5 separate regions of the Mus musculus genome follow, and regions 1, 2, 4 and 5 are each linked to region 3. The links are chromatin loops, found by intact Hi-C in ENCODE. Cell type or tissue: heart. All regions are shown on one strand.

Region 1 (5,000 bases), 220 kb after region 3:
GCTCTTAACCCCGAACCATTTCTCTAGCCCTGAAGACACACTTTTTTCTTTCTTATCAGAGAATATTTCTGATTTCTTATTTGCTAAATTGAAGGAGTTAAATGGTATCCATCTCTAGGGCTCCTTCCAGCTCAGACGTTATAACGTACCTGATCACTGGTCAAGCAGAGAAAGCAAGGAAATGAACAGGAAGGAACGAGGCCAGCTCTCGCTGTGAGGGGGTGAGGCTTGCAGACTTACGGTTCTGGAAGGTGGAGATCCCAAGTGGCTCATTTTCTTAACCGTCCTGGCAAATCGTTTTCTCTGTGACATCATCAAATCCGGGATGTGTTGTTAGCTTTGTTTCTGATTGAAGTGGGTGCCTAAATAAAATAAACCCAAAATACTTGCTGTGGTATTAACACCTGTAATCTGGGAGGTGGAAGCAGGAGGCTACAAAGCAAGTCTGAGGCTGCTTGGGTTATATGAGACTTTCTGAAAAATGGAACTTAGGTAGGTAGGTAGGTAGGTAGGTAGGTAGGAAGATAGATAGATAGATAGATAGATAGATAGATAGATAGATAGATAGATAGATAGATAGATAGTCAGACAGGCAGACAGACAGACAGACAGACAGATGCAGTGTACTTGGTTTTAAAAGTACGTGAGCAGTAGCTTATTAGAAGCACAGGGTGAGTGATGGAGTTATAACCCAGAGGTGCTATATACCCTTGTATTTCCCTGCACAGCCTCCTCTTCCAATCACACGCCCTCCAGGAGAAGGGCTGTCTTTCAGTTATTCCCTCTCAGTGAGATAGAAGAAAAGAGATGGCATCCATTTCAAAGATTAAAAATGTCCAACCTGGTAAAAAGCCATTTCAAAATTCTTCAGACAGCAACAGTTGACATGGGAGGTGACAAAGCCTGCCCAGGCTCTGTAGCCCTGCCTGGCATGAGCTGGGTAAAGGACCCCTATCTGGCATCAAGCTCACAGTTTATCAGCAGCTGCAGGCGGCTCTGTTCATTGACCGCAGGGCTTTACCCTTGTGAGTGTCCCAGAATAGCCGCTGCTACCTGAGAGCAGTCTGTCCTCGGGGACTCGTTATTGTCCCAGATAAACACCGAAGCCTCCGCCAGCACGTAATGGCTGTATTTAACTCTGATAAGTGATGGGCAGCGGGATTCAAGTGAGCGGATCTCGGTTAGGGCCAGAATAATTGGGCAAAGGCAAGGTGCCTTGGCAGTGGACATTTCTTGCCTATCACAGTCAATGCTATGGGGTTTTAAACACCTGGGAAGAAATATGGCGGCCAACAGGAAGCTTGCCTTATGAATGAGCAAGACACACCTACTAGGTTTTGATTACGAAAATTATGAGGTATTTAAGAAAAGGAATAAAAGTAAAAATTTGGATAACAGACTAAATTAGCATGCTTCTGGTCAAAGATGGTGTCTCACATCACAGAAAGGCTAGCTGGGCATGGTTGGGTTTAAAATGAGAGCTTTTATTTTTCCTGGTCCACACTTTTGGGAATGGTTGTCTGGGAACTTTCTAAAATGCAGTAGCATGCATCTTGGGCTTTAAATCGAAGAGGGAAATGTGAGAATGGTCGTGTTTTGAGGGTACTAGCATTAAAAGAACTTAACAGCGTCGAGGCTCCACTTTGCTCTTAACCCTTTGGAAAGTTCTATGGGCAATTAAATCACCTTTTCAGTACTGCTTCCCCTGTGAACTTGCCAGGTAGACAGAGTATGTCTCAGCTTTTGTAGTGGGCAACTGTCATTCTGTGAGAGTGCTGGGTAGAGGGGAAGGCATGTCTGGTATTTGAAGACAGCTGGCCATAGAGACCATGCATCATGGCACTACTAGGCTTTGTATATGGGAAATAGCACACAGTGTGGGACGCGGATGAGTTATCCTGCTTTCAGACAAAAGCCATCATTCAAAGAAAACCTAAAGTGTGAGGTACAAGTATGGGCACTTTCCCAGAATCCTTTGCATTCAGAGGCACTCCAGCAATCTCTGCCACAGGAGTGTATGTGCACACATTTGTATGTGTGTACCCATGTCCAGAGCAAAAGTGACTCTAAAGCTCTGGACTTGAAGATCCAGAAAGGGCACCTTCCTTATGGAGTGACAACAGATTACTCTCTAGTTGCAAGACTATCCATACTGACCTTCATCAACAGTCCCTAAGGAGCCTGAGGGGAATAAGAGATGGCAAAGAGTACCACCCAGGCTTCCCTCATCAAGCCTTGGGGAAGAGCTAGTGAGAAACATGGCCCAGAGAACGTGGAGATAGCTGGGATGGGCATATGGATACCTCTGCCGTTTCTTTTAGTTTCTCCTCTATGTACACAGTTAGACAGTGGGGACAGGTTTTCCACCAGAATTTTTGCTGTGTGACAAAGCTCCTTAGCTTCTGACACGACCATTTTCTGAATCTCCAAGGCTATCTCTCCCCTACTTTAGAAGTTTCCGTATGTTACTTACCATTGGAAACTGGGAGAGTGGAGCCCATGTTTGCTCTCTTGCCCTAACACCAGGCTTGTAGCCTGTGCCACCAACAAGGGATTCTATCTCGTAATACCACCCCTGCTTCAAAAGTTGCCAGCAGAAAGAGACTGCCACCCTCTGGCCTTTGGGGATGTCCCAGGTGCACAAGTGTGCCAAGAGAGGAGAGGAAGGGCATGCACAGTCTCCTTTGCACGCTCTTAAAATAAGCTCTATGTAAGCAGGCTTGCAGAGCAGCAGGCCCAGGGCTGCAAAAAATAGAACGCATGCAGCTGCACCCTTTGGAACTTGGGGGGAAAACACATATTATTTACCAGACAATAATAGATACCAGAGAATAATAATGATTATTATAGTGTTTGGGATGGCAAATGCTGTACTTAAGGTTCCAGAATGGCTCTCATTATAAGCCCGATTTCCCAGTCTCTTATGAAAACCTAGACATTTTCCCTCCATAGGCTGTCGCTGGGCAGACTTGGTCTTTGTCCAAAGGTGATTTGAATACAAAGACACTTATTTGAGAGAGATTCCTTCTTTTCTCTCTCTTTTTTTTCCTTTCACTTTTTGGGTTGTGATTGCATTAAAGGAAAAGGCTATATGCATCACAGAACCAATAGTCGAAACAAGAATGGTAGTGCCTCCCAGTTACTGGAAGGAAATGTTAAAAACCACTCTTCTTTCTTTTCCTTTCAAAAGAAAGACTGTGGACACACGCACACGAACGCACCTCCTAACTCTAGCGTGTGGTCACTCTTGGTCCCAGGCCCAGAGGTGGGGATATTTCCTAGCCTCCATGCAGTGTCCCCAGAAGTGACCCCATGTGTTCTAACCCACGTTTCATTGCTCAACTCTTTTGCAATCTCTTGAGGTCTCCAATGTGTCTCCATTTCTTGATGGGTTTGTTTGGGATTCTCATCCTCCAGACAGAAAGGGGGCTAGGAGATGCAAACGCTGTACTCAGAGATTAACTTCCGCATATCCAAACTTGCCTGTGCCAGAAGAAGAGATTTCCATGGCCTGGTAGCCCCGCCCATGTCACAAGCCCCGCCCTGTTGCATATTTGTGGCCTTTTGCATTTACACTTTGGTTACTTAATATACATATTAACTGCACACGGACCTGGCGGTTTGATGTGATTTGGGGAACTCAGGCATTTCCTCCCCTGCACACTGAGAATTTCAAGCCTTGGTTTGGGCTGATGATTATTATCGTTGCCATTAACACCAGGATTTGGACGGCATGAGCTTCAGTGGAGTCCGCCCGGTAGCTGGCTGACCTTGTTCTGCTAAAAACTCTGAGATGGTTTCCAGGGCTCCGTGGCCTCCATTTCTCCTTCTATGAAGTAAAATTGTCACATTTTATCTCTAGGGTTCCCTGTGACTCCTAAATTGTATCATCTCTCGAAAATTATTTGCTCCGTATTCCAAGAATAATCTCACGGGATGTAAAGATGTTTTTGAGTCTTGTGTTTTAGCATCTCTCCAGTGCAGAGCATACCCTTTCCTGTTTCTCACAACCACATTTATCGGCAGAGGGACTCCTTGGGGACATAGTGGAAGACAGCTGCTTAACTAGTTCATTGGACAAAATTGAGTTGAACACTGCTGACCAACAAGACAGCTAGTGTAGAGAAGAGAGTTAGATGGCCCAGGCCAGAGCCCCCATCCCCACCCCCACCCCTGGGGATGTCACAGTTTGCAGGGGGCACTTCTAATTGGTTGCCTCTCAGGAATGCCTGACGCTTCAAGAGCCTGTGCTTCTGCTGAGGGGCCTGGTAGCAAACAACAGAAACCCATAAGGAAAAAGAGGTGGGGCCTCAAGTGTGTAGGCCATGTGGGGATAGCATCCGCCGGAAATAATTTGAAAGTTCGGTTTGGACCCTCAGCTCAGGTCCACCATGCATGGGTGATTTGTTATCTGACCACCTTGTGGTCTTGCGTTGTTTCAATGTGAAGAGCTGCCTGTGGCTTGCCTTTGACAGATAATAGTGAGTCTCTCAGACCTCAAACACCAGCGTTCATACGGGAAGGGCTGCTGTGGAGGTTAGAGACCCGTACCTCTCTAGGACCTTGTCTGGCTTTTGAGCGACCCTGGGTGACTCAAAAGACCTCCTCCTGGTTAATCATGTAGTCATATGGAGACTGTGTTGCTGGTTGCAAAGGATGCTGTGGTCTTTGGGGAGGGCGTGGCCCATCGCGCTCGCTCATTATGGTTTTCCAGAGAGGGCTGGAGCTTCTGTTCCTCACACAAAGCTGGCAGACCTGATCCGGAGCAGACTGAATGAAGCGCTCTGAAATCATGCCGCGGAGTCCACAGCTCTGGGATTCATCTTAGAGTGAGCTGGCACCAGAGCTGCAGCTCTCTCACTTCTGACCGGTTCTCTGCAGCTAGACAGGGTGGGAGGAGGTGGGCGGATTGGGTAGAGATTTGGTCCAGCGCATTCTCATGGATCCTTCTCATCTTTTCCCAGGAACACTCGCTCCCAGGGTACATTGCATGGAGAGAG
Region 2 (5,000 bases), 160 kb before region 3:
GGGCTGGAGAGATGGCTCAGCAGTTAAGAGCACTGACTGTTCTTCCAGAGGTCATGAGTTCAAATCCCAGCAACCACATGGTGGCTGACAACCATCCTTAATGAGAAACCAAAAAACAAACAAACAAAAAAACCTATGGGCCAGAGAGATTGGGAAGAGGAGATAGGGAAGTGGAGAAAAAAGGAAAAAAAAAAGATATTATAAAGGATACTATAACATTGCTAAAGGATATTAAATAGCAAATAAACATGAAAAGATGCAGGATGCTCTGCACTGTTATTTACTAGGGAATTATCAGCAAAAACCACAATGAGCTAAAACTGCAAAATAGGCCAATATTATATTTTAGAGTGGCTAAAACTCTAAATACTTGATCAAATTAAGTTTTAATAAGGCGTGGGACAACCAGAATTCTCATACCCAGCTGACAGAATGTAAAGTGGAGGCGAAAGCTTGTCTTAGGGCTTCCATTGCTGTGCTAAAACACCATGACCAAAGCAACTTGCAGGGCAAAGGAACTTTCATTTACATCTTCAGGCAACAGTCCATTACTGAGAGAAGTCAGGAGAGGAACCTGGAGGTAGGAGTTGATGCAGAGGCCATGGAGAAATGCTGCTTACTGACTTGCTCCCCATTGCTTGCTCAGCCTGCTTTCCTACAGCAGCCAGGGCCACCAGCCCAGTGGAGGCACCGCCTATAGTAAGCAGGGTCCTCCCCTATCAATCATCAATCAAGAAAGTTCACCTGTACAGGCCCATCTGGTGGAAATGTTTTCTTAACTGGAGTTTTCTCTTCCACAGTGACTCTAGCCTGGTCAAGCTGATGGAAACTAGCCAGCACAGAGCACGACAGACCCATTGTATGTCACACAGATAGCAACCTGGTTATTCCTAGGTAAACCCAGGAGAAATGAAAGTCCATTTTTATATAGACTTTACACATGAATGCTCTCAATAGCTTCATCTGGAATACTTTAGCACTGAAAACATCTCAAATTTTCCCCAATAGGTGGATCACAGACTGTGTTAGATGCTTGCAACTGAATACCATTGAGCAGAAATGAACTACTCAGATTTGTAGTATGGATAAATTTGAAAGTAACTGTTCAAAGACCCCAGTCAAAGGGTTGATATTTCTAGATCCATTTATATAAAGTTTTACAAAAATGCAAACTAATTGATAGTGATGACGGATTGCCTAAGGCTCACAGCAGAAGGTACAGGAGGGAGGAGTACGAAAGAAGAAATCATTGGGGCGATAGATGCTTATCAATTTCACTGTGATAATTTCTCTGGTCCTTGTATATGTCTGGACATCACATAGTATACGTTAAATATTTCCAATTTATTGTATATTAACAGTCCTTCCCAAAAAGATGACAAAAATCTTCCATTACCATCACTCTGGGGCTTTCTAAATTATTAACTTAGCAACAGGTGGCTGGGGCTACTACTGGCATGCCAGGTACTGATTTGGACTAGAAACACAGCGGTACTTATATTCTTGTAGGAAGAGACTTAAAGTTGGTAAGGATGATAAAAAAAAAAAAAAGAAAGCAACAATAACAACAACAACAACAAAACTCCACCAGATGGTAACACTTTTGATTAAGATAAAAATAATTAAGCAGGATAGCTATTAAAATATTCCCAACCGGGTATGGAGATGTGGTTTCTGAAAGGTGCTCCTGGCAGGGCTACAAATGCCAATGAGGGCAAGCGTATGCACTCGGAGCAAACCCAGCGAGCGACTCCCTTCCATGGACCACCCTCAGGACCCCTTTTGACTCGACTCTGTAGGAATCCCCTGATTACCCACCTTCAGTTTGTACACATGACTTCAGTTCTACATCCCGGCACTACAGATCTTCTACCCTTCCCATGAACCATCCCTGCAGGGTCTTTTTGGATTTGTATTTGTTTGTTTTAAGGGCAGGGTCACTCTGTGTAGCCCTGGCTGGCCCCTGCCTCTGGAGTGGTGTGAGCCCAGCACCTAGCCTATGCTTCCTTTCATGGAGCGGCTCCTTCTGCAGACAGTCTTCCGTTCTGTGCACTTCCTTCCACCCTTTAAGGTCTATCGCAAACAGCAGGTCCTCCCTGGAGGCTTTTCTGATTTCCCCACTAGATGCCTGGTTTACATTTCTCGCCTGTCATTTCCTCCATAAACACAGTCATCTTACTCTCACGCCTTAGACAGGGCCCACAGCTCTGCAGGCGCGTAGAGCAAGCATGCGAGGGAGCGCACGCCTATGATTTCTAAGACTCAATTGTCTTATTTTTGTACTTGACTTGAAAGCTAAGAGCCAAAGGAAGAGAAGTACAAACATAAGACAAATAAGAGAATAAGACTTATCTTGTCCTATAAAACACATGGCTAATATGTCAAGCATTAACTGTGCTTAGAAACGCAACTAGACCTTTGCAACTTCAGTGACTGTTAATTAACTAGGTCTTTCTCCGGAGCGCTAGATTAAGCTCTCTTACTTTTGGTTTGGGGCCAAGCAACCACGAGCAGGGCCTGCATGAAGACAGGGGAGCTGTGCCTGTTCCTCTTCTCAGGACCAACCTGAGTCAGAGGCCTGACTTTACAAAGGACTGTGGATGTGCTTAGCTCCCTAAGTTAGGTTAGAACAAACAGATATAATCTTAGAAAACCCCAACCCACTAGCCCAATTTTAAACTTTTTTTTTTTGTTAAAAGATTTATTTATTTATTATATGTAAGTACACTGTAGTGTCTTCAGACACACCAGAAGAGGGTGTCAGATCTCATTACAGATGGTTGTGAGTCACCATGTGGTTGCTGGGATTTGAACTCGGGACTTTTGGAAGAGCAGTCAGTGCTCTTAACCCCTGAGCCTTCTCTCCAGCCCCTTTAAATTTTTTTTAAAGAATGTTTACTTTTATACAGGGGTTTTGTCTGTGCACCACATACACCACTTCACTGCAATGCCAGGGAAGACCAGAAGAGGGCGATCTATTCTCTGTGACAGGCATCATAGATGGTCATGAACCCCCACGTACATACCAGGACTCAAACCAGAGTCATCTGAGGGGCAGTCAGTGTTCTGAACCACTAAGCTCGCTCTCTCTCCCTCTCTCTCTCTCTCTCGTTCCTCAGGTCTAATGATATTAGGAAGAATCAGTGTGCAGAGTATAGGGTCAAATCACAGTTTAATGGCCATGTGTGGTAGCACATGCCTTTAATCATAGCTCAGGGGAAGCAGAGACATGCAGATCTCTGTGAGTTCAAGGCCAGTGTGATTTACATATCAAGTTTCAGGACAGCCAGGCTAAACAATGAGACCTTGTCTCAAAAAAATTTTACACACACACACACACACACACACACACACACACACGAGTGAAAGGACACAGAGAAAAAGCAGTCAAGGGAAGGGGTCTCTGTGGCTGGAGTCCAGAAGCATTTCAATAGAACCTCCCAGCAGAGCCACAAGGCATGCTTAGCACTCTAACAATAAGTGTGAGCTGCGCATGAAGTGTGGTCAGTGTCCCTGGAGACTCAGGCTCAGGTTGTTCTCAGGGCTGCTCCTATGGGCTCTCTGCCTAGAATGCAAGAAACTTCCAGATTCCCAGAGAATCAGGTGTTCAGCATAAACCTGCTGCAGGAGCAGTAAAGGCACTGTGAACTGGTTTATCTCAGAGTGGAGGCAGAGCTCCTAAACTCCAGGATCCCAATGGATCCTGAGCCCAACTTCACAAGCAGGTTTTGCTAAAGACAGAAGAGTGTATCCTAATATTAACTAGTTAATTAAAAAGTTTTGAGAATTGCATACATAAGTCCTATATTTACATCATTTCCACCCCTCCCATGTCCTCCACGCAACTCTCCCAGTCCCTCTCAAACTCACGACCTCTCCTCTAATTATTATTTTTACACTGTTATATATAAAAAGCACATGTGTATATAAAAGAGTCATGTTTTTGGTGTGTGAGCTTCTGGAAATGTAATACAGAAATGTATTCTGGCAGTATGCAATCTGTAATCTATGAACAAAGGTTCTAGTCTTGGCATTCACCTTAAAACCACAGAACCCTATCATGAAAAGGATGAAGACCATTTGAGTTAGCCTTTGTAGTAGTTTACTTAGGTGTAGGAGTGGCACGATTCCCCTTTGCATCACTACTACACAAGGTAAGGCTTACAGAATTCCACCGACTGCATGTGAATTATTGCGGACAGCAGCTTGCTTTTAAATCTGTGAATAGTTGGGAACTTTGAAGAAGAACTTTTATTTCTTTCTATAAAAAGGAAGTGGTGTGAGAACTGGAGACTATGTGTAATAAAGCAGTCGGGGCTGGCTGGCCATGCAAACAGATGGCGAGTGACCACTTCAAAAACCGGTTCGCTACTTAATTGGTTCATTTTTTTTTAACTTTTCCTCCCATTTCTTTTCAGATTAATTGGTTATTTGTGTGTATTGATACGTGTCTACAAGAGCCATGCATGCAGGTGCCCCAGGAAGCCAGAGGGCCTCCGATTCCTTGAAATGAGTCAGTCGTGAGATGGGAACTGAAAGAGCTGCAAGCACTTTTAACCACTGGGCCATCTCTTCAGCCCCATCTTTTTTTTTTTAATATATTTTTTTAATTAGGTATTTTCCTCGTTTACATTTTCAATGCTATCCCAAAAGTCCCCCATACCCACCCCCCCAATCCCCTACCCACCCACTCCCCCTTTTTGGCCCTGGCGTTCCCCTGTACTGGGGCATCTAAAGTTGGCAAGTCCAATGGGCCTCTCTTTGCAGTGATGGCCGACTAGGCCATCTTTTGATGCATATGCAGCTAGAGACAAGAGTTCTGGGGTACTGGTTAGTTCATATTGTTGTTCCACCTATAGGGTTGCAGTTCCCTTTAGCTCCTTGGGTAATATCTCTAGCTCCTGCATTGGGGGCCGTGTGACCCATCCAATAGCTGACTGTGATCATCCACTTCTGTATTTGCTAGGCCCTGGCATAGTCTCACAAGAGAGAGCTATCTT
Region 3 (5,000 bases):
ACTATACATAGCCAATGAGTCTTGTTGGCAACAGAGTTCTTAAAATTCATCACGCCATCCTTTCATATGGCATGAATGAAGATTTATTACAATTTGGTTATTAATCAAGCTGACTCATAAAAAAGACAGGTGCCTTTCACCTGCTCAAACAAGGAGCAGAAATTCATCCTTAACTGATCTATGCACCTTGCTCTACTTCGGAACCACATACCCAACCTAACAATTTGGTTATTTGAATACATACATTCCAATGTATGCATATACTACATTTCATTAATAGATTTACCCACCAATGAACACATGATCAGCTTCTACCTTCTGCCTATTGGAAACAATACTAGAAACATAAATATATAACTATCTGAGACTCTGTTTTCAAGTCTTTTAGAAATATACTTAGAGGAAGAATGGCCGAGTCACATGTTAACTCCTAATTTTGGGGAGGATAAAAACTCTTCACTTTGCATAACCCCTTTAGGACTCATTCAGGTGTACACAGTGATATCAATTTTTTTAAAAAAAAAATCAAATTGCATTTGTATTTGAGAGAACACATGCAGGTTTTAACAAGTGTGTATACATGTGAGGCAAGAGTATTTTCTTTATCTTGCTCCATCTTATATTTTGAGACAAGGTCTCTCATTGAACTCATTAATTATGTAGGCTGGCTGGCCAATGGGCTCAAAGGCACAGCCTGTTTCCACATTGCACCCTAATACTTGGGCTACAAAACCCACTTGCACACACTTTCTTGGCAACCAGCTTTTTTGTCAGTACTTGGAATCTAAACTCAGGCCCTCAAGCTTGCACAGTAGGCAATTTAATGACTGAGACATCTCTTCAGCTCCACCAAATAGAGCTTTATGGTTATGGATATATCACAGTTTGATCAACCATTGACCAATAAATGACGTTTGAGTTGGTCAGGTTGGGGCTATCCCAAATACCCACGCTGAGTATCATTCTCTTAATTATCAACATTTTGCTGTCAAGACTTTGGCAAATTTACAGCCAACTTTCAACACTATAAACACCCCTGTATAGATTCTGATATAGACAAGGTGTTTTTTTTTTAATTATTTCTTTAGGATAAATGTTTATGAGTATGATGGTAAGATGTATAATTTAATCTTATTTAATTTAATCTTATAAGAAATTTCCATTTTCCAGATTGGCCATACTGATTTACATACATGCCAAATTTAGTTTTTCTGTTTCTTCACCAGGATGTCCTTCTGTAAATCTGTATTTCATTCCTCTTAACTTTGTGACAGATCTCATAGTAATGTAAATCTGCAATTCTCCTATGGCTAGTGGTTTTGAACATTCATAAGCCCACCTGCCATCTTTTTGTCCAGCTCTTGTTTGCTTTTTCACTTTTGAGTTTGAGAAGGAGTTTCTTGTTTAGCACTGAATTTGCTGGTTTAGCTAGACGAAATGTCCATCACACTGCAGAGATCTCCAGTTTTCACATCCTCAGTACTGGTATGAAAAACCTCCACTTTTGTTGCTGGCGATCCAAACCAGGTTGTAGGACTTGTTCAACAAGTACTTTGGCAAAGACATCTCCCCTAATCCTCTTTGTACTAGTTTTATTCTCATAACTTTTCTGTGTGCTTGAAATAAACTACGAAACATGAGGTATGAGTTGTTTTTTAAGTGATAAATTTTTTTTTAAACCCTAGTGACAAGTTTAACACTAGTCTGGCATTAAGTGGTAAAAGCGTCAGAGGAAACTGACTTCAATCTAGATAGTCCAATACCTGGATATTTGGGGGTTTTTTTGTTTGTTTGTTTTTTGAAACAGGGTTTCTCTGTGTAGCCCTGGCTGTCCTCGAACTCAGAAATCCGCCTGCCTCTGCCTCCCAAGTGCTGGGATTAAAGGCGTGCGCCACCACTGCCCGGAGCTGTCTATTCTGCCTGTCTCTCTTGTCTTAATCTTTCTGTAGGTAAACAGCTTAACTTGCTCTGTAGACCAGGCTGGCCTTGAACTCAGAGATCGCACTGCCTTTGCCTCCCAAGCTCTGGGATTAAAGGCATGCACCACCATTGCCCGGCTCTATTCCATTTTTAAAATACCACTTCTTGACTGTGACTAAATAAGTATACATCTCTGATACCTTGACAAGCCATGAAGCATCTGCATCTCTAAAAGTGAAGAGAAACTGTAAAACACGTTCAAGTTTTTCTTTTACGAAAACCATTTATCCTGGGCCAAGTAGAAGAATGTTAAAGGGACACCAAAGAATACCTTAAAAGTTCAAAAGAAAGTTAGAATCAAGGAACTGGCCAGACCCAGAGTTACCATGGGTCGCTCACCTGGCAGTGGTAAGCAGAGGGTGTCCCGTCCCCACCAGCTTCCGCACCTGCATGGCGATATTGCTGAGCTCGTCGCTCAGCAGGCAGCGCAGGCTCATGAAGGATGCGGGGTAGCCCACGATCTTCTCCGCCTCGGACACCACCTGGTTCCAATGGGCCGGTGACCTGGAGGAGCGCCCGCGCCAGGAGCCCGCCGAGGAGATGCTGTCGAGGGATCTGAAGTACCACCAGTGGCGACTGGGGGGACCTGAAGCCCCGAGGTAACCGGACAAGCGCAACAGCAGCTGCCGGAGGCTCATAGTTTTGAGTCTGAGAGGGTCGGGGACCTGAGGAAGGTGGCCAGAAATGACACGGGAAGCAAACAAGGGCTGAGGAGAAACTTTCAGAATCTAACAGGAGACGGCGATTCCAAACCCTCAGAGAAGTATGGCTTTCTGGAGCCGTAACCAGGAATAACGTTTGCTGCTTCTGCAGCGCAGACTGGCGTAACCCCAGCGGCTGCTCAGAACTGCACTGGATACCTGCGCTGGTAACCACAGCCAGTGCCTACATGGGGGGCGCCATGTTGGAGGCATGAAATGCGGCCTGCCGTAAAGATAGGGGCGGGCTGATGAGCGGCAAAGAGTGCTCTTTACTTTACGGCACAGCTGGGACCTCCCCACTAAGGGGCGGACCCTCAGTGATGACCGGAAGGCGAGAGATGGAAGGGAGCCTGTGCCCCAGGACGTCGGTGTCCGCCCTTTGGCACCCCGCTAGCCCTGGATCTAGGCGCTCTCGGGGTCTCTGCAGCGTTTCTCCCGGCCCAACGCAGAGTGAAGCTTATGTAAATAAATGTCTGTATCGTGGGTCCGCGGCGAGATCGTAGGCCCGTGGCGCAGGCTCGTCCGGAAGCCTTTTGCTCCTGGGCGCCTTAGGCCCTTGGTGGGGGCCGCGGACCCGGGAGGGCGGCCCCGCTAGCTGGGCGACGACGTCTCCTCCGCGGCCCCCCCAGAGCTGGAACGCAAGTGGATCGGTGAGGCTGAGCCCTGCTTCCCTCAGCTTCCTGGCCGAAGTGCCAGGATTTCTGTGAAAAATCCAGAAAATAAGGATGCTGTGAGAATGGAATGAAACGTCGCTTGCTCCGGGACTGAAAATTCACTGGCATGAGTGCATTTCACATATTAGCTCACTTAATCTTTTGTTGAGTTTTAAAGATAATACTATTCCCCGGATTTTAGGGGGGATGGGGGGGAACGGAATGAGGCACAGCCAAATTGTAAGTTGTTATGGTCACATTAAGCAAAATGTGAACCTAGAGGATCTGGTATCTTTTTTTCTCCTCTCCTTTGGGTACTAGGGATAGAGGCCAGGCCTCATGCAGTAATGCTAGGCTAGTGCTCTACTTCGGAACCACATACCCGACCTAACAATTTGGTTATTTGAATACATACTCTTAACCACAACATTAAGTAATATGTTACCAAAAATTCTTTCTCATTGCTAAAGTAAAATTGTCAGTGTGACGACGCTTTCAGTGTTGGATGGAACGTTTTTTTTTTCCCCTAGGCCACAGTGGCCTGAGACTTCTTACTGTGTAGCAAACTGACCTGTAACTTCTTGACCCCATCCACCTCTCAAGTCCTGGGATTACAGACGAGGGCCAGAGGGCCACTCTGCTCTTCGGGTGCCACCTATTCAAGCACGTCTAGCATCTTGCCCTTTCTAATTAGACAAAACAAGTGTTGAAGTCCTTGTTAATCATAAAAAAATTAAAAATTACAAAACCTTAAATTCAATCCCTTGGGAAGAAAAAAGTAACATTAAGATCAGTAATATAAAAATAATAAACGACTTGTTACCTACATTTTACACTCAGGAATGGTTTTTAAAATTCATGTGAGCTTTCAAAATTCATAGTTGGTATTTTTTAAGCTCACATTATGTAAATGAACTAGAAAAACAAAGAGAAATTGTTCACACAAGATGCTTTTAGCCACAGAAGGTTTAGCGGCAAACTCCCTTTGAGTGCCAAGTCTCCTGTGATTTAAAGATTCTGTTTTTGAGCCAGGAATGGTGGTGCTTACAAGCACTCAGGAGGCAGAGGCAGAAGGATCTCTAGGTTCAAGAGCAGCCTGGTCTACATAGCCAGTTCTAGGCTAGCCAGGGCTCCAGAGTGAGGGCTCCATAGATAAAACAGCATATTAATTAAAGGTGAATTATATTTAAAAACAGTCTCCCCATAAGGGAGTTCCTATGTAAGATTCCTAGCAATAAAATCCAAGTATACTACTATGTAAAAATAAATGTAAAAGGTGAAATATTTTATCATTCTAAAGAGTTCTAAGACCTAAGCTGGGTTGTCCAAGGAGAAGGAAGTCAGAAAAATCCAGAGAAAGAGAGAGACTGAGTGTAATATATCGAGCATCTGAGGCTGCTTCTTCAAGATCATGGTACCTTAAGAGTAACTTTTCACACATTTGCTTTAATGAAAATTCACAGTATGTACTTTAATTTCTTCACAAAAGCCAAGTGCATTATTCTCTGGTCTTGGTCTGTTAGCCACGTTTTTGATTATTCATGGGACTTCTGCTCCCATTTACTTTAAATAACCAGCACTTTCCTTTATACTTAACAGTTAAAAGGTTGCATTGTATCTAGTGGTAATCAGTTTTGGAAAATTAAAATGATATTTGTTCTTTAGT
Region 4 (5,000 bases), 260 kb before region 3:
ACTCTCCAGAACTCACTCCTGTAAGCAGTTCTCGGAGCTCCATATGCAACACCAGGGTGCATGTGTGGAAGATGATTCAAGGTTGGGTTTGGCAATATAGTGAGTGCAAGGCCAGTTTAAACACCTGCAACCCTGTCTCAGAGGACAACCACCACCACCCAAATAGGCGTGATAGCACATTTCCATAATCCCTGCCCTAAGGAAGTAGGGACAAGAGGAATGCCAGCTTGGTTTTGCACAGCAAGTTCCAGGTTGGCCAAGGGCTAGAAAAGATAGCATGACTATATCCCTCTAAACACCAAGGAGTCCTAAAGTTCTACTACTCCAAAAACTAATTCTAAAACAGAGATGTCAATAGTGGGTACAGAATGGTTAGAATAGCAAGCATAGTCTCACTTATAAAAATTAACACACACACACACACACACACACACACACACACACGCCATTCCCTAGTCTCTTGTATAAATTATTATTACAGGTGCTAATGCATTTCTAGGCAGTTCTGTAGATGGGTCTCCTACAGGAGCTTAATCCTCACCCAATCAAACCTCTGTCAGGGCTGAGTCCAATTTTCCTGTTCCTAAATATTCTGCCCCCACCTTTGGTGCCCCCAAGGGTCCCCAGATAACCTATCAATCTCTAACAGACGGTTGGAATGCTGGCTAGTCTGTATTCTGTCTTCGTGGCTAACTGGTCTTACTTCTTGTGTGTGTGGAGAAAGAACGCTAACTTTACTGTTTAACTTCACTAAAACAGCATCTCTGACATGGTCATGGTGGTTCATTCTTTTGGTTCCAACACTGATAGGAGAAAGCGGAGATGGAGATGGCAGGTAGGTGGATCCCTGAGTTCTAGGGCAGCCTGGTCTACAGAGAAACCAAAAGACCATCCCAGTATGGGATACATAGTGAGACCCAGTCTGAGAAAACAACAAAAGCCAGGTGGTGTGGACACCTTTAATACCTTCCCCCACCCCCATCCCACCTCCACCCCCTACAGGCAGGATCAGTCAGATCTCTAAGTTTGAGGCCAGCCTGGTTTACATAGCAATTCAAGGACGGGACAGAATTTAGGGACTCGGTATCAAGACCAAACAACAACAACAAAATGCCAGGTGTGGTGGGACAGATCTTTAATCCTAGCATTTGGTCGGTTTAGGCAGCTGGATCTCCAAGGCCAGCCTTGTTAAATCTCAGGCTCCAGGCCATTCAAAGCTACAGTGAAATGTAGACTTAAAACAAACAAACAAACAAACAAGGCATCTCTAGTAAAGCCCAAAGTGGTTCTTGGTGTGTCTTGGTCTCACATGAGAATATATATAAAAGTTTAGATTTTTAAAAATGCAAAAATAATTCTTAGGGCTGGGGATGTAACTTAGTTGGTAAAATGTTTGCCTACCGTAACTAAAGTCGTAATTTCGATCAAGTACCACAAAAATTAGGTGCAGTGCACATACTTGTAATCCCAAGTATGTAACTCCTGTAACTTGACAGGCGTTCAGGATCACGCAGGCCTATATAACAAAAAAGTCTGAGGCCAGCAGGGACCACAGGAGACTGTCTCAAAAAAGGAAAACAAAAAAACAAAAAAATCCTGGCTAAATCCCAGTATTCGAGGAAGCTGAAGTCCTGTAAGGTTTACACATGAAACTCTAAAACGAGGGGCTGGAGAGATGGCTCAGCGTTTAAGAGCACTTGTGGCTCTTGCAGAGGTCGTGGGTTGTGTTCCCATCACCCACGTGGCTGCTCCCAACCATCTATCTGTAAATCCGATGCCCTCCTCTGACCTCTTAGGAGACCAGGCATGGATATGGCGCATATATATGCAGTCAAAACACATACACCGAAAATGAAGCTTAAAAACAAAACCCAAACACCTATGAATTAAAAGTGGAAAGTCGCAAAAAGAGAAAAACTGCAGGCATGGAACCGAAACAGAGACAAACCTAAAACCTCTATCTGGGACATTTCCACACGTTCCCCACTCGCCTGGGTTTTCTGGGTCTTTATAGATTTCTGGCACCCTCCCCTCTACTCAGTGACGTGTTACTTGTAGGAAAACATTCAAAAGTTACTTCTAAAAGGAAGTTCTCTGACTTCCAAACAGTGAACATTAATTCTGAGCATCTCTGGTTGGCCTCCACCTCCAAAATACTCCCAAGCGGGCCACCTGAGCGATCAAACTTCTACTTTAGGACAAACTTAAAAAAAAAAGAAAAAAAGAACTCAGATGAGTTGAGTCCCAGCCCACAAGGCCTTCACAACTCCGCGCCTCACAGCCCGAGCCAAGTCTGCGTGGGAAATTACGTCGATCGTGGCGGGCACAAGTCACGAGGGGCGGCGAGCGCCCCGGCCCGGCTCCACCGCCCGCCAGGAAGGCCTCGCGCTCGCTGGGGTGCACACCCAGAGCGCCGCGCTGGACCCGCCTCCAGCCGGGCAGCGGGAACCACGGAGCGCCGTGGAACGGCCCGGGAGGGTGCCGCGCCCCCTGGCGGCGGGGCTCGCCGCACCCCGCTCCCAGCCGCCGGCAGCCTCGCTCCCTCCGCTGCCTCCCCGGGGCAGCGTCCCTCCGAGCGGCGGCTCTCCGGCCTCTGGCTCCCCGCCCTTCTGCTCCCTCTGACACCCCTCCATCGCCGCCACAGGCCGGTCGAACGCGAGCGCTCCGGCGCCGCGCAGTTGCTCCCCGGCGGCCCTCGGCCGCTCCATCGCCGGCCCGCCGGGGGTGGAGAGCCGGCGCGCGGCGCGAGTGGGGCCGGCCTGGCGGCGGCGGCGCGGACCGTTCCACCGTGCGTCCTCCCCTCCCTCCTCCTCCTCCCTGGCCGCGGCGCGCGTGCTCCCGGAACGCCATGGAGTCGCGGCGTTCCGAGCGGGCACAAAGGGGCGCGCGGCACAATGGGGCGCGACGAGCCCGTGGGCGCCCGCTCCCCCTTCCAGCCCGCGCGGAGGCGGCGAGCCGCTCGCAGGCGGCCCCGACCGGGGCCCACACTCACCTGGGACGAGAGTTGTTACTTTGCGGAGCGGGACCCGCGCCGAGTTCGGGCGCCACGTGCGGGGGGCGGGCGCGCGGGCCGCAGTGGGGGCCGAGCGCGCAGGGCCTGGCCGGGGCGGCCCCGCCGACTGGCTGGGGGCGGCGGGCGGGCGGGCGCCGTGTATTTTCCCCTCTCTTTGTGTGTGTCCGTGCGCTGCGCTCTCGCGTGACGTGACGGGACTCCGTGTGTCATTTCCGCACAAGGACACAGGAGCCCCCGCTGCAGTGGAACCTCAAGCCCTCCGCCCCCACCGCGCCGCCCCTCCCCCTCAGCGGGGCACACGCGGGACCAGCGGCGGCGGCGGCGGCGGCGCTCGGGCGTGAGCGACCGCGGCGGGGAGCTGGGGCGCGCTGCGGGGCGGGTGCGCTCGGCCTGCACAGCGCGGCTCCACGTGGGCCCGCGCCGGCTGCCGGCGGACCAGGGCGGCTCTCACCCACGGGAAAGCGCCCCGCGGCATTCTCGGCTACGTGCTCTCCGGGCTGGAGCGTGGCCCCGGCGCCTCTTTCTCTACTTTTTCTCTAACCCCGGGGGGTGGGGGTGGGAGGCAACGCGCCGTGTCTTTTCCGCCCGCGCCCCCCGCTTTTGGGGCGCTCGGCTGTGGCGCCGCACCATCGCACGGACCTTCCCGTGCCACGCCGGGCACAAAGACTTCGGGGTGCGCCCCCCCTCCAGTTCTGCATGGATTCGTGGTTGGGGGGGTATACTGGAGAGCGACCCCGGGCTCTGGGGGAGCCCTGGCCACTCCCCCGGCAGGGTGGCCGCCCTCTCCCGTAAAGCCTGAGTTCCGAGAGCCCAAGTTTTGCCGCTTGAGGCTGCGGAGCGAAGCACGCGCTTGGGGACCCTCATGCCACCAACTCAGAGCCACGGGGCTCAGCGCGGAAAACTGGGAGACTCCAGTCGCCGAGTTAGTTAAGACCGACCGTCTCCTAGTTTCCCGGACTGCAGAGTCGGAGTTGAGAAATAAGAAACCAACCCCTCGCAGTTCTCCAACTTTCGGGGACTTGGGGTGGGGGTGGAGGGAAAAGAAAAGCCCAAGTCAACTTTTAAGCTGCGTGCCTGGTTTTGGTAAACAATGAGAACGGAAAAAAAAATTTTTTTAATCCTTTAATTTGCCGATGGAAAAAAAATGTCTAAAAAGAAAAATGCAAATGATCCCATCTGCTGCCTACAGCTGACTGGCTGCGAGAGAGGACCATGTGGCCCGGCCCGGCGCGGTCAGTGAATACGTAGAATAGATTTTAAAAGGACGTACATGCTGGCTCCTAGCTGCCCAGTCGCGGCCTAAGGTTGGAATTAACGCGTAGTCAGAGATTATTGTGTCTTCACACAAATTGGGAATTTAATCATTACGCAAGTTCCTCGCCTTCTGGTTTGAAATCTAATGGCGCAGAGTTGGACCTTGGAGGGACTGTGGAACGTTCTGGAGAGGTGTTTGGGTTGCAGACTTGGAGAAGTCAGTACTAATTGCTATGCAAAATTAGCTAGCAGCTTGAAGAAAGGAGCCCAGCATCCTAGGGGTGCTTTTATAAGAGAATCTATACGTGCTCAGTGTCATTCAAAACAGGATGATGGAAAGAATGGGCCCGAGATAGCAGCCCTTCAAATTCAAAAGGCTAGGGTCGCCCTATCTACATTTAAAATAGGGAGGAGGGAGGAAGGGAGGGGGAATGGTTAATTTATACATTCCCTGGAGACAAAGTGGAAGCACTTGGATTCGTTAGGGAACTTGACTTCTGCACTTGTGCATTAAGTGACATGCGCAGCACAACTCTTCCCTCGGCTGCGTTAACAGATGCTGCAGTTTTGTCCTCACCTTCAATTTAATGTGACAGTTAGAATTATAAAAGGAGACGTTGCGTTTCATTAGTTTAGTTTTGTCGGATTTCCCAGAAGAGTCGGGAACAGTTAGCATCTAAGCTCGTTTTCCATTTAAACCGCTCTGCTGCGTTGCTTTAAGAATGTAAAATGG
Region 5 (5,000 bases), 230 kb after region 3:
CCCAGTAACAGCATCTTGTCTCCATGTCTCCATGGTAACCCCTTAAGAGTGGCTGCTCTGCCGATGGCCTCCCGTCCTCAGGTCACCATTGCATCTTCAGCTCGCCATCACCATTGTAACCTACATGGGTACTCTTAGATGTGAATGCCTTGGGGCTTCCTAGTTGGGTCAGAAAAGAACACGTGAACGTGTGTCTCACACTTAGGTGGAAACATATTTCGAAGATCTCACCCTATAGCATAGGAAGGGAAGGGGCTGCTCACCGTAAGTATGGAATTCCAAGTCTAACCATAATGATTTCAGGGTCTTTCTGGTCCAGTTATCAATCTACAACTATTTCCAGTAGGGCTTTTCAAATTGGAACTCAAGAAAAGAAAAGGAGAAAGAAAAAAGAAAAATTGAATAAAAAATCCCCATGTGTGTGGCTTAAAAGAATAGCATCTCAAAATAAAAATACAGACTATAATGAAAAACAAAAGCCCACTGGACTATTCCCAGGCACCTTCTGTCCCCATGCTCCTTGCTGGTGACACTGCTGGTGGTGTGGGCTGGTATGCCTGAACCCCCCAAGGTTGTTATCCCCCTGAGCCTGGAGATCATGCACAGCAGACAAATGCTCTACCACAGATTTGTAACCCCTTTCTTCTTTTAATTTGAGTTATTTTATTTTATTTTTGTGATACAGTTTTACTACGTGGTCCAGGCAAGCTTTGAACCTGCCACCCTCCCTCAGCTTCCTAGATAGTTTCGACTAGCAGGCTGCGCCGCCGTGCCTGGCTTGGACTCTCCCAGTGTCTGCTGTCCTTCTCTGGGTCCACTAGTCCTGCTCCCCACCAGGCATCAGGCTCTCATTCCTGCTCGTCCTCTGCTTCCCAGTGGGGATCTGCATAGGGCCACCTCCCGGCACCTCTTAGACACACATCCTCCCTCAGGATACCTGCGCTGTCCCAGGCGATGCTCTGCCCATGGCTCTGGATTTTGCTGTGCTTCAAGGGTTGGGAGGTTGTACCCTGCTTTTGGCCAGAAGACTAACTTCCATATTGAGGTCAGAATTGAAAATGGATTTCCCCATGGAGCAGAGTCGAGCCCTATGCTTCCTGTGCCGTGTAATTAATCAGATGTGGGAGCTCAGGACCCTCCCTGATTAACCATTTTCTACCCAACACCGAGGAGGCTACCAAGGAGCTCTCAGCGCTGAAGTGGTTCCTATTATGTGTGGGTCAGCACGCTGCAGCCTCCACTTGGGTGATGAAGCCAGTGGGAGAGCTGTGTCCTGCCTCCTGGGAGAATTCAGGGCTGGAGCTGCTTCATGGAGTAGCAGAAGCTGGATGCAGAGGAGCGGGGCATGAGCTGGGGACCTCAGGGCAGCAGTAGTAAGGAGCATCATTACAGCATCGTATTCACTGCCATGGCAACAGGCAGAACGGTGTCGCGCCATCTCAAAGAGGCCTGGCTAGGAAGACATCCTTTCTGGGTGAGTCTTCTCCTTTCTGCCTGGCTGCCTACATGCCGAGCAACCTCCATCAAAAAATATACCAGCATTTCAGATCCACCTTCCGTCTCATAGATGACATTGCAAACGTCCCTAGGTGGGTGCATTCCCATTGTCAAATCCTCTTGTGGTGCCGTCCTTCATTCAAGATGGTTCCTTACTTATGTGTACATGCGATGACATCTGAGAGTCAGAAAGCCCTCCTGGACTGTTCACACCGCCCAGTGCCCTCGCTGCTGACACCAGGTAAACTCACCATTTAGCAGTAGCAGATAAAATGTGACTGGCAGTGTCACGGGCCCTCAATTCTTTGCTCCTTTCACCCACCCCTCTTGGCAATTTAAACAACCATAGTATTTGCTGCTTTGGTGGGTATGAGCTGTGTTCCATGGATGTAGGGGTGCCTGGCAAACAATGCGGGAGAAAGAATGTGGTTCTGACATAATGTCGAATAATATAATGTTAAATGTTTATAGTCAGATAAAAGGAAATGCTCAACTGTGGCCTCTGTGGGGCAAAACACATAGACATGTGCACATGTGTGTATTATAAACACTGCCATAATACAGGATGTATAGCGCTTGCTTTTAGAAATAATAATAAAATACCAACATTCTTTGTTCTAAATTTCACAGAGCCCATTCAGCTCTCCCTGAAGCAACTTGTTGATTTTTGCTGAGCTCTTGGAACTGTGCCTGGCTGCAAACGGTGATGGAGTATGGCTCAGACATAAATGTTGAGTAATGCCTCCTTAAACGTTAATGTATGGGTTAAAAGGAAACCTTGAATGCGCAGGTTGAAACTTGGCACATTCATCAACGGCACGAGTGACTTCTAAATCAGGCGATGATTTCCAAATGCTAGCAGAGTAGTTCCTGAAACATCTGGGCTAGTCACAATACACCAACACAGATAGGATGCACTTTTCAGTTTATGTAAGAGGCAGTTTCCTTACATATGTGTCTTTGTACTGCATACATGCAGTACCTACAGCAGCCAGAAGAGGGCACCAGATACCCTGGACTTGGGTTACAGAGGGTTGAGAGGCACCACAGGGTTCTAAGAATTCAAACCTGGATCCTCCTCATGCTCTGAATAGCTGTACCATCTAGTCCAGACGCGATACACTTCTAAGTTTAATCATATTAAAATTCCCGGCACTTTAGCCATGATGAGTATCTACCATGTTGGATTTCAGGCTGTCTGAGGACATTGTGCAGTGACATGCCATTATGTCATATTCAGATATAATAAAAGACCATAGATGCTAATGCAATGTAGGAAAATAATTGAAATATAATATGTGTGTATGACTTTATTTTTTTTCTTTTATTTAGGAGTGCGTGAACACATGCACACAAGTCAGAGTGTATGTGTAAAAGCCAGAGGTCACCTTTGATGAGTCAGCTCCTTCCACCTTTATGTGGATTGTAGGAATTGAACTCTGGTCACCAGGCTTATGCGACAAGTGCCTTTACCTGCTCAGCCAATCTCGCTGGCCCCTACTTTTCTTTTTTCATATAATTATTTAAATTCTATTGCTCTTGTTTTGAGACAGAGTCTTCTTGTATAGCCCAGGCTGAGACATGCTTAGAGGCCCCCGTTCTAGCCTCTCTAGGGCTGGGATCACAGACCAGGGCACCTGGCTTTGTGTATCAACTCAGTTGTTGTTGTTTTCTTTTGTTTCTAAGAAGGGGTCTCTCTATTACATAGCTCTGACTGTCCTGGAATTCAGTATGTAAGCCAGGCTGGCCTTTAACTCACAGAACACCACCCCACCTAGCTACTTATTCAATTTATTTATTTCTGACAAGATCTCTCTCTACATAGACCTCGCTGTTCTGGAACTCACGATGATGCCAGTCTGAGCTATATACAAAGCGGGACTTATCTCAGTAAGCTCTAACCAACAAAAGGCGAAACAAAGAAACAGCTTCAAGAAAATGGAAAGGAAAAAGAGACAGAAATAAGAAGGAAAATTATGTTTGTTTTTAAAAGTCTGTTATTAAGAAAGTAATTTTCTGACACAAACTCTGGGTCAGCTTTTGTGGGTACTCCCTGCCCTGTGGCTTCCAGAGCCCTCCCTGCGGGCCTGCTGTGGTGCGTGCCCAGGAACCCCTTGGGCGTTCCCTGTCTGAGGACCTGACCTCTTACTTCTTTGGAAGGACAGGATGAGATTACCAGAGCTTTGGATCCATTTTTGGATCAAATGAAAACCGCAGGCTAGTCCTCAGAGTAGCCTTCTCCTCTTACAGAGCTGGCTGGGCTGTAAGGGCGGGGCTCCGCCTTCCCTGGGACCAAGGCTTGGTCACGTGCTGCTCACGAGGTGCGCAAGGTTCCACCATCCTCGTTACCCTCGTTTCCGTTTATTTTGTATCCATTGTAAGCAGAGCTTCAGGCTCCTTCGGAGCAAAGATCTCTGTCCGTGATCGGAGAGAACTACACAACAGGTTCCAGTTAGACCCTTTGCCACTTTGTTTTGTGATTGTTCAAACGGGTGGAAGTACACATCTCCTTGCCTCAGACCACCAACAATACTCTGCACCCTTTAATAAGACCATGTGCTCACGATATAAGAATGTTTGCAGTCCACACTGTAAGAAATCTAGAACATTTTATTTGCTGGGTGGGAACGTGCTTCTGAACCCCTGGCTCTAATGATGCTTTCCAATAGACCCACCCCGAATTCTTACAAGGTTAATTAATTAGTCACAGCCATGCTGGGGATCCCCACTCAGAATAATATTAAAGGTACCTTGAGCTGAAATTCTTGCCCGCCAGATTTTAAAACCGCAAGGCACCGCCGTCAGATGCCTGAGCTGAGCAGAACCCTCTATTCAGACAGCAGGTGCCCCTTTCCTCTGACTAGGGGGCCTCCTCAGAATTGCAAGTGCTACTTTGCTGCCACCAAACAAGTCCCTTGGTGACTTCTGCCTTTAAAGTGTCATTTACCTTAATAGCATTTACCGAAGGCCACTTGCCACATGACCTATGACCTCCTTCTCTAGCCCACTCACTTCCCATGGCTGCAGAAACAGTGTCCCCAAGTAGACCGACCACTGAAGTGTCTAGCTCAGGCCGACTTGTATAGGGTAAATCCTTATTTCCGATGTCCATTCTTTGGAGAGGGCTGTATGTGTGAGCGCCTCCTTCGGACAACAGGTGCCACCTAGAGGGCGTGTGACTGCTGCCCTGGCTTGGCAGGAGCTGGGTAACTCCAGTCCAGAGGAAATTCAGCAAAGCCCACAGGAATTTGGGGTGGGGTCACCAGCTGTCAACAATCTTAGCACTGTGGATTCAGCTGCAGGTTTTGCAAGGGGATCTTGGAAGGGGCTGGGGGTAGGGTGTATCTGGCAGTTTCCCAACAGTTTGGCCCCTTGGCTTGATATGAACTAGGAAATGAACAGGGCTCTGTTTCTCCACCACAAGATGTCAGCAGTGGGCTGACCAGAAGGTAGCACAATGCATGGACCTTCGGGTGTATGGAGAGGGGTCACTGTCTGACCTT

What was found. Peaks named below come from ENCODE experiments on the same cell type or tissue, not always from the same donor. Only the 100,000 strongest peaks of a DNase experiment are listed, where the experiment ranks them.
Region 1: it touches region 3 in a loop (2.3-fold over the local background); 4 of 42 quality-filtered maps call a loop at or near these places.
Region 2: a loop joins it to region 3, with 2.6 times the contacts of the local background. A loop is called at or near these places in 18 of 42 quality-filtered maps.
Region 4: it touches region 3 in a loop (6-fold over the local background); 6 of 42 quality-filtered maps call a loop at or near these places.
Region 5: it touches region 3 in a loop (2.4-fold over the local background); 2 of 42 quality-filtered maps call a loop at or near these places.

The regions. Positions count from the first base shown.
Region 1 is chr10:43,004,379-43,009,378 of GRCm38, reverse strand. It overlaps Sobp (sine oculis binding protein), which reads left to right. Exons shown (of 7, transcript NM_175407.3): 7 at 4,965-5,000. Among named protein-coding and RNA genes, the nearest start is that of Gm5079, 16 kb to the right of the region's middle. In heart, a CTCF peak has its summit at 2,624 (motif pointing left); DNase peaks (open chromatin) are centred at 1,068, 2,618 and 3,518.
Region 2 is chr10:43,376,456-43,381,455 of GRCm38, reverse strand. All of the region lies in intron 4 of Pdss2 (prenyl (solanesyl) diphosphate synthase, subunit 2), which reads right to left. Among named protein-coding and RNA genes, the nearest start is that of Gm40631, 36 kb to the right of the region's middle. In heart, a CTCF peak has its summit at 2,958 (motif pointing right); no DNase peak of the experiment used is centred here.
Region 3 is chr10:43,219,380-43,224,379 of GRCm38, reverse strand. It overlaps Pdss2 (prenyl (solanesyl) diphosphate synthase, subunit 2), which reads right to left and starts at 2,894. Exons shown (of 8, transcript NM_027772.2): 1 at 2,320-2,894. The coding sequence starts at 2,618. In heart, a CTCF peak has its summit at 2,885; DNase peaks (open chromatin) are centred at 2,639 and 2,969; H3K4me3 peaks cover 2,564 bases; H3K27ac peaks cover 2,077 bases.
Region 4 is chr10:43,477,365-43,482,364 of GRCm38, reverse strand. It overlaps Bend3 (BEN domain containing 3), which reads right to left and starts at 3,225. Exons shown (of 4, transcript NM_199028.2): 1 at 2,993-3,225. In heart, a CTCF peak has its summit at 2,499 (motif pointing left); DNase peaks (open chromatin) are centred at 2,454, 3,204, 3,784, 4,224 and 1 weaker place; H3K4me3 peaks cover 3,638 bases; H3K27ac peaks cover 3,493 bases.
Region 5 is chr10:42,987,599-42,992,598 of GRCm38, reverse strand. It overlaps Gm5079 (predicted gene 5079), which reads left to right and starts at 1,437. Exons shown (of 3, transcript NR_153349.1): 1 at 1,437-1,738. In heart, CTCF peaks have their summits at 2,493 (motif pointing right), 4,691 (motif pointing left) and 4,893 (motif pointing right); DNase peaks (open chromatin) are centred at 4,618 and 4,898.